Linked DNA regions of Homo sapiens: region 1 is linked to region 2. The links are chromatin loops, found by intact Hi-C in ENCODE. Cell type or tissue: MCF 10A. All regions are shown on one strand. Region 1 overlaps TPK1 (thiamin pyrophosphokinase 1). Region 2 overlaps TPK1 (thiamin pyrophosphokinase 1).

What was found. Hi-C counts contacts between places; a loop is a spot of excess contacts. Peaks named below come from ENCODE experiments on the same cell type or tissue, not always from the same donor. Only the 100,000 strongest peaks of a DNase experiment are listed, where the experiment ranks them.
Region 1: it touches region 2 in a loop (4-fold over the local background); 1 of 110 quality-filtered maps calls a loop at or near these places.

Annotation. Positions count from the first base shown.
Region 1 is chr7:144,480,358-144,484,357 of GRCh38, reverse strand. The region is part of intron 8 of TPK1 (thiamin pyrophosphokinase 1); the gene reads left to right. Among named protein-coding and RNA genes, the nearest start is that of NOBOX, 79 kb to the right of the region's middle. In MCF 10A, no CTCF peak of the experiment used is centred here; no DNase peak of the experiment used is centred here.
Region 2 is chr7:144,542,392-144,546,391 of GRCh38, reverse strand. The region is part of intron 8 of TPK1 (thiamin pyrophosphokinase 1); the gene reads left to right. Among named protein-coding and RNA genes, the nearest start is that of NOBOX, 140 kb to the right of the region's middle. In MCF 10A, no CTCF peak of the experiment used is centred here; a DNase peak (open chromatin) is centred at 1,811.

The DNA of each region.
Region 1 (4,000 bases), 62 kb after region 2:
AGTTCCATTTTCTCTACATCCTCACCATTTTCCTTTTTTTTAAATAGCCATCATAATGAGTGTGAATTAGTATCTCATAGTGGTTTTGATTTGCACTTCCCTAATGATTAATGATGTTGAGCGTCTTTTCACGTGCTTATTGGTCAATTGTTTTGAGGTTTTTTGGAAAAATACCTACCCATATTCTTTGCCCTTTTTAAAAGTAGGTTATTTGCCTTTTGTATTGTTGGCTTCCAAGAGTTCTTTGTATGTTCTAGATACTAGACCTTTATCAGACATATGATTTCAAAATTTTTTAATGTGGACTGTCTTTTCACATATTTGATATTGTCCTTTGATGCACAGAAGTTTTTACTTGTGATAAAGTCAAATTTATTTATTTTTTTATTTAGTTACTTGTGATTTTCTATTCTTTTATAACACATTTTTATTGAAGTAAGATGCTGTTTATATTTTAAATTCTTCTTTGCTATAATATTGTATTTAATTACAAAAATTATTTATCAGTCTCAATTTACTTCTGATCCATTTGGAGTGCCAAATAACAGCCAAAGCAATTGTAGTTATAAATTAAAGGACACAATTCAGCAAGGAAAAATAAATTAAAAGAAAACAAAAGCATATTATTCTTTTACTTTTGCCATTAAACAACAAAAACATTTCTGATAATTTGTCAAATATTTGTCAAATTGTCTCCCAGTTATCTGTAATGTAGATAGCCTTCCTGGTAACCTGTCTTAAAAATAAATGATGTATTCGTTTCCTGTGGCTGCTACAACAAATTACCACAAACTTAGTGGCTTAAAACAACACAAATTTCTCCTCCTACAGTTCTGTAGTTCAGAAGTCTGAAATGGGTCTTGCTGGGCTAAAACAAGATGTCAGCAGACCTTTGATCCTTTCTGGAGGCTCTAGGGGACAATCTGTTTCCCAGCGTTTTCCAGCCTCTAGGCCACCCACATTTCTTGGCTTTTGGTTCTTCTCCTCTATCTTGGAAGCCAGCAATGTTGGGCCAAGTATTTGTCATATTACATCACTCTCACTTCCTCTTCTGCCTCCCTCTTTGACTTTTAAGGACCCTTCTGATTACATTGGGCCCACCTGGATAGTCCAGGATACTCTCCCTATTTTAAGGTCAGCTGATTAGGAAACTTAATTTCATCTGCAACCTTAATTCCCCATGTGCCATGTAACATATATATTCACGGGTTCCAGGGATTAGAAGGTAGACATCTTTGGGCAGCTCTTATTCTGTGTACCACAGGTGACTTTACTGGTGTCCTGTTGTACTGAAGCTAGGGACTGCAGTACATCTGTTGACAAATGATGAATTTGAAAGTACTCAAAAAGAGAGAGAGACTATAGGTAACTTTGTTCTTGCCTTTACAACCCTTTTTGGATAGGAGCACAGACCATAAAGGCAGGGAAATTAGCAGATATGCATGTTATTGATTCCTGATTATAATGGCTAAACTAGACGTTTCTGTTTTTCCAATACTAGAAGAAAGCAGCTTAGAAATTTGGCATTATGGATAGCAGTCTTAAAACTCCTTTTCTTAAAATGGAGCTTACGGACAGGGGCTTTCTGTAAAGGCAGCATGTACAGTAGAGTGAGCAGAGGCTTTGGAGTTAAGGGGACCAGGGAACAGGTTTCAGCTCATCCACCGTATTAGAAAAGTCCAATATTGAGATACAGAATTCAACCACATCCCCCCAAAATTAGATTTTCATGAATAGGTACAAAACTTTATGTAGTAGCATATCTCGAATATCTCTAACACACAGATTGAAACTTTTTTAAAATGAGAAAAATTAGTGCTTAAAATGTCTAAAGTAGTTTAAAGACATTTAGTTATGCTGTTTACTAAATGGTAATGGCTTTAGGAACACATGTTAGATGCATGAATTTAAAAATCAATTTGTTCATGTGATGCTGGAAATAAAAGGATTCTCCCTATCCAGTGCTGTTAGAAGCCACCACTAAGACGATGACAGTGAATTCTGTTAGGCCTTTTCCTTGATTAAAAGGAAAGTGAGACAGCAGACAGGCTGACTTGTTTACTGCTAAGCTTCCTATCCTGGCTCTCCTGCCCACATTTTCTTTTCTAAGTCATCTATTGCCACATGTAGACAGAAGGGGGAAAAGACTCTAATCTAAAAATGAATAGAGTAGCATGTCAGTGCTCCCGGTGATGTACATAAAAACCTGAATTTTTCTGTTTCTATGTGCATCAGGCTGTCTCTTGCCCTAGGTTGTCTGGATTGTAAAAACTAAGATTATTATTAAAGAGGGCAGCAAGCCATTTAGGAAGTGCCCTGTCTCCCTGTGACAAAAGCTTTGCAGCTAAGCACAGTAATTTATGTTGATAAATTGCAGCTGTCAGAGTGTTCACAGTGCTTCATGGGATATGTTTCTAACTTTGCATTTCTTGTTCATGCATTCCAATATATGGACTTCTCTTTAAAAAATAAAATACCAGAGCAAGTCTTCGGAAGTATTCCCTAAATTGTCACGACCTAGTTTGGATAAGATTAAACTAAGGTAAAAATGATAATAAGATAATAAGAATGATTATTATGAGTGTATTTTTTTTTTCTTTTCAAAGTCTGTAAGGATCTTAAGGTGGAAAGAAATGTTAGAGAAACTGGCCATTATTTGAAAGACTTAAGTTTCCAAGGAAAGAAAACAAAATGTCAGTAAAGTGGAAAAATTGGTTCCAAAGCACAGGGAAATACATACATATTAACAAAACAGGCCAGGCACAGTGGCTCACGCCTGTAATCCCAGCACTTTGGGAGGCCAAGACAGTTGGATCACTTGAGCTCAGGAGTTCAAGACCAGCCTGGACAACATGGCAAAACTCCATCTCTACAAAAATTAGCTGGGTGTGGTGGTGCACACCTATAGTCCCAGCTACCCCGGAGGCTGAGGTGGGAGGATCACTTGAGCCCAGCAGTGAGCCGAGACTGTGCCACTGGACTGTAGCCTGGGCAACAGGCCAAAACTCTGTCTCAAAAAAACAAAGAAGAAAAACAAAACAAAACAAAAAATGGAAAGGCAAGGTAGTTAAAAGGTTACTGAAAAAGGCAATGGAAAGGGCACAAAAATAGAACAGATTAAGTTCTACATATGACGGTGTCATGCCTAGTGCAACAGGAAAAAAAAGTGATAGATAAAATCTACATTCAAATAAGAGCCTCCAAGCCTCAGTTCTAATCCCTGTTTTGCCACTGTATCCATTAGCTGTTGCTACAAAGATACTGTGTTTCATACTTCCTCAAAGCTCTGTGGTCCATAACAGTCATTTACTTGACTGCAGGGCAGTGCAGGTAAGATTTGGTTCATCTAAAGCTGAACTTCTGTACACAGCACCTGGTGCGTCATTGCTCTGCCTCTTAAAATAGATGTTTGGGTGTCTGACTGGCCATGCTCTTTAAGTCTCTGTTTGGACTTGGAGCTAACTTCTTCTCAAGGCAGTGGCAAACACTTAAGACAGCAAGCAGAAACATACAAAGTCCCCAAAGGCCTGGCTTCTGACCTGGCAATCTATCCTCTTTGGTCATATACCCAAATCAGTCATATGGCCGGCCCCACATCAAGAGACAGAGGAGTACACGCTGCTCACAAAGAGAACTCCTGAGAAATTGGACCTAACGTTGTACCTAAGAAAGCCTCCACGAAAGAAGGATAATATAGTTAAATTGATATTCTTATTTAAGTGAAATTCTTGAAACTCTAGGTCTTCAATAAACTTCAATAATAATGCATCAGAAATCTCAACCGAAGGAATGGATATTCTAGCTTTTACCCTCTACACTCCATTCCCTAATTTTTATACTCAAAAAGTGATCAACTTGTGGAAACCACATTACTTTTATTCTTTTCTTAAATTTGTCAGCTTTCACATATAGCTGTAGATATTTGAAAATATTTGTTGGAGACATGAGTGAATCAAGCTATCTTAGTCACAAGAGCTGAGCTCAGTGCTTTCCCAACCAA
Region 2 (4,000 bases):
CTTATTTATATAGTTACACATCACTTTGACTTTTGAAGTAATTATTTTTTCTAAACTTCATAAAAATAAAAAAAAAACTTCATGGCATATGCAAAGCAATAAAGTTGAAATACAAAGTGTTTCATCAATTACCTGTTGTAAAAGCGCTAATTCATGGGGTCTTCTGATAGGTAATATTGCCTCATTAAAAGTTAATAAAAATAAATGTGACATCATGTTGACTTGAAGAAAAGTGGGTAGATTTCATTCACAGAGAGGGTCCCTGCCTTCCTCAGTGCTGTTGTCTGTGAAAGAGCCCTGAGGTCAGGGTTATTTTGTCAGTCATGGCTACAAAGGGACAGGGTGAAGGTGGGCTTGCAGAAAGAGAAAGAATATGCAGACACTTAGTCAGGGGCAGCTCACTTCTTGGGTTAATGGGAGTAAGCAAGTTTTTGTGAAGAAACTTGTCAAGGTCCTCATGTGCGGCCCCGTGGCTTGATCTCTACCTATCTCCACCCACTCTAAGTACATGATGCCACAAGTTCTAAAAGTAGTTGGATTTATCTGTTACCAGTTCGCAATATTTCACATGCCATTCTAACGTTTAAAAAAAAAAAATTGTGTGACTGATACCTAGGTACCGATCACCCAGGAGTGAAACGTTTCAAATATTACTGAAGCTGCCTATGTTTACAGTCTTTTATTTCATAGCAATATGCTATGAATATTCTTTGACTTGTGTCTTGTACAAGAGTTTCTCTAGGATATATACAGTTGGCAGTAAAATAGCTGTGTCATAGATAATCACATCTTCACCTTTGTGAGATACACCATATTGCTCTACACAGTGATTGTACCCATGTGTATTCAGCCCAGGAATACATATTAAGTTCCCCTGCTCCATATCGTCAACAATTCTTGCTATTACCAAACTTAATCATTTTTGTCAGCCTGATGAGTGTAAATGATATGTTTTTGTGGTCTCTGCTGATAAGGATAAGCATCTTTTTGTAGTTATTATTCATGCTGGTTTCTTCTTCTGTGAATTGCTACTTTCTTTTGCCTATTTTTCCATTGGGATGTTAATTCTTAGAAGTTCTGAAGCCTCTTTTTCCTGGCCGTACTTTGGCTTTTCAATTTGTTTATGGTGTTTTTATATGAACAGAGTTTATTGAGTTAAATGCAGTCAAAATTTATCAGTTTAGTCATTTTCGTGTAAGTTATCTTTCTATTCCCCATGGTCATAAAGATACTCTCATTTAAGTTTCGTGTTTAGGTCTTTTCTTTCACCTGAAGTTGATTTTTGTATATGATGTAAGGATCTAGTTTTTTAAAGATAATGAATTGCCCTAACATCATTTATTAATCCTTTCTCCAGTGATTTGCAGTGTAGCACAGGTGTTCATATGTATGGGTATGTTTCTTGGATCTGTTTTGTTCCATTGGCTTACATACCTGTTCCTGTGCTGGAGCCACGCTGCCTTCATTACCATAGCTTTATAATAAATATTGAAATGTGCTAAGTTGAGTCCTCAGACCTTGTTCTTCAAAATTGTCACTCTATTCCTGGCATTTTGCTCATTTGTTTGTTCGAGACGGAGTGTCTCACTGTCGCCTGGGCTGGAGTGCAATGGTGCAATTTCGGCTCACTGCAACCTCCGCCTCCTGGGTTCAAGTGATTCTCCTGCCTCGGCCTCCTGAGTAACTGGGATTACAGACGACTGCCACCACACCCAGCTAATTTTTGTTTTGTTTTGTTTTGTTTGCATTCTTAGTAGAGACAGGGTTTCACCAGGTTGGCCAGGCTTGTCTCCAACTCCTGACTTTGTGATTCACCCACCTCGGCCTCCCAAAGTGCTGGGATTACAGGCATGAGTCACCACACCGGCCTGCTCTTCTTTATAAATTTTAGAAGTAACTTGACAAGTGCCTCTCTCACACAATTCTATTATAATTTTTGCTGCAATTACATTTAATGTCTAGATTAATTTGGGAAGACTCAAAAAATTGGGGAAGGAAATTTCTACATGAAATTGAGTCTTCCCATCCACAAATTTAGTTTAGCTTTCTATTTACTTAGAACTTTTAAATTCCTTTCAATAATTTTATAACTTTCTCTATAAACATCCTATGCATTTTTATAAGGTTTATTTCTATAAACCCTATATTTTGTGTCCTAGTATAAATTATACTTTAAAAAATTACATTTTCTGTTGGTGATATATAGACATATAATTCATTTTTGTCTATTTTAATGTTAACATATTGATGAACATTAATTATATCTGAAAACGTGACTGTACACTCACTTGGTTTTCTATACACAATCGTATTTCTGTTAATAATCAAGTTTTCTTCTGCAGTCTGTAACAAATAGAATTAAGTTACTATAATGGACTGAAATGGTGGCTTTAAAAAAAAAGCCTTTTTGTTGGTTTCCTCATGTAGCAAAGTGCAGAGGTAAGTACCTACAGGGCAAGGTTTCTATTATTTCCTCAGCCTTTGCCTGAAAATCTAAGATGTCTTTTGCAACTCCAGCTGTATTGTGCCCAGTAGGCATCAGAAGAGAGGAAAGGGAAGGGAGCAGGAAGGATCTGTAACGGGAATCAGAGACATCAGGGATTCCCGGCATTCTCAGAAACCCTTCCTGTGTCTCATCTTTTGCCTCAGTGGCCAGAATTGTATCACATAGCCACCCTAGCTTCAAGGAAGGCTACGTGTGCAATTTTGAATCCAACTACATTGTCACTCCAAATAAAACTGAGGTTCCATCAGTAGGGAAGAAGAGAATGACTAGGAGTCTGCTCTTCTGTCAAAAAATGCCTTTGCTTCATTCATCATCTTGAACATTTTATCTATGTATATCTTAAAAAATTTATTTTAGTTTTCTTTCAGCCATATTCATATGGATTGCTGTTGTTTCTGTTGAAAAAATCTACAATCAATGAAATTAGTTCTGATTTGTTTATAATCTGTCACGTTTTCTAGACCTTAAGTTTTGCTTTGATATTCTAAAGTTTTACAACAATATGTTTGCATGTAACGTTTCTTTTGTTCTAGTTGCTTTTTATTCATTCTGATAATTGGTATAGTTCATCAATTCTGAAAATTCTTAGCCGTTTATCTTCTTCGATTGCTTCCCCTCCATTTTTTTCTATTCTTTTCTCCTTGAACTGTTAGTAAACATATTAGGCCTCATCATCCCTTTTCCTTGTTTATTCTTTGTGCATTCTATGTTTGTTTGTTTGTTTGTTTTCATCTTTCTTTTCACTGTTTCTGTCTTTGGCTGTTTCTAATCTGCCATTTAATGATTGTGTTTTGAATTTCATAGATTTTATTTTTCACTCTTTTTTATCTCAAAAAATTTAAGATCACGTCTTGTTTGTTGCCAGTATTTTAATTATATATTTACTTTTTTAAATATGTAAGCAGATTTTTAAAATATCAGAAATTGAGATGAATTATTTAATCTATTAGATTGTTAAAAATCATAATTTAATTGATAGGAGTTTTTTTAGATATTTAAAAATTGGGGCCTATTATAATACATGGTATCTTATATTTGGTGGAATACAATATGGTATTTGAGCATTCTAGTTTCTTCATCTCTTTTTTGACCTAATTCTGCTATTTTCCTTTTTTTTATTTTTTGAGAAGGAGTCTCAAATTTTCTGTTTCCAATTACTTTTAATGTTTCTTTTAGGTTCAGAGGTACATGTGCAGGTTTGCTATATAGGTATATTGCATGTCACAGGGGTTTTATATACAGATTATTTTAGCACCCAGGTAATAAGCATAGTATCCAATAGGTAATTTTTCAGTCCTTACCCTGCACCCTCAACTAGACATTGGCATCTGTTGTTCCCTTCTTTGTGTCTATGTGAACTCAACATTTCACTTCCACTTATAAGTGAGAACATGTAGTATTTGGTTTTCTGTTTTTGTGTTAGTTCACTTAGGATAATGGCCACCAGCTCCATCTATGTTGCTGCAAACGCATGATCTTGTTCTTTTTATGGCT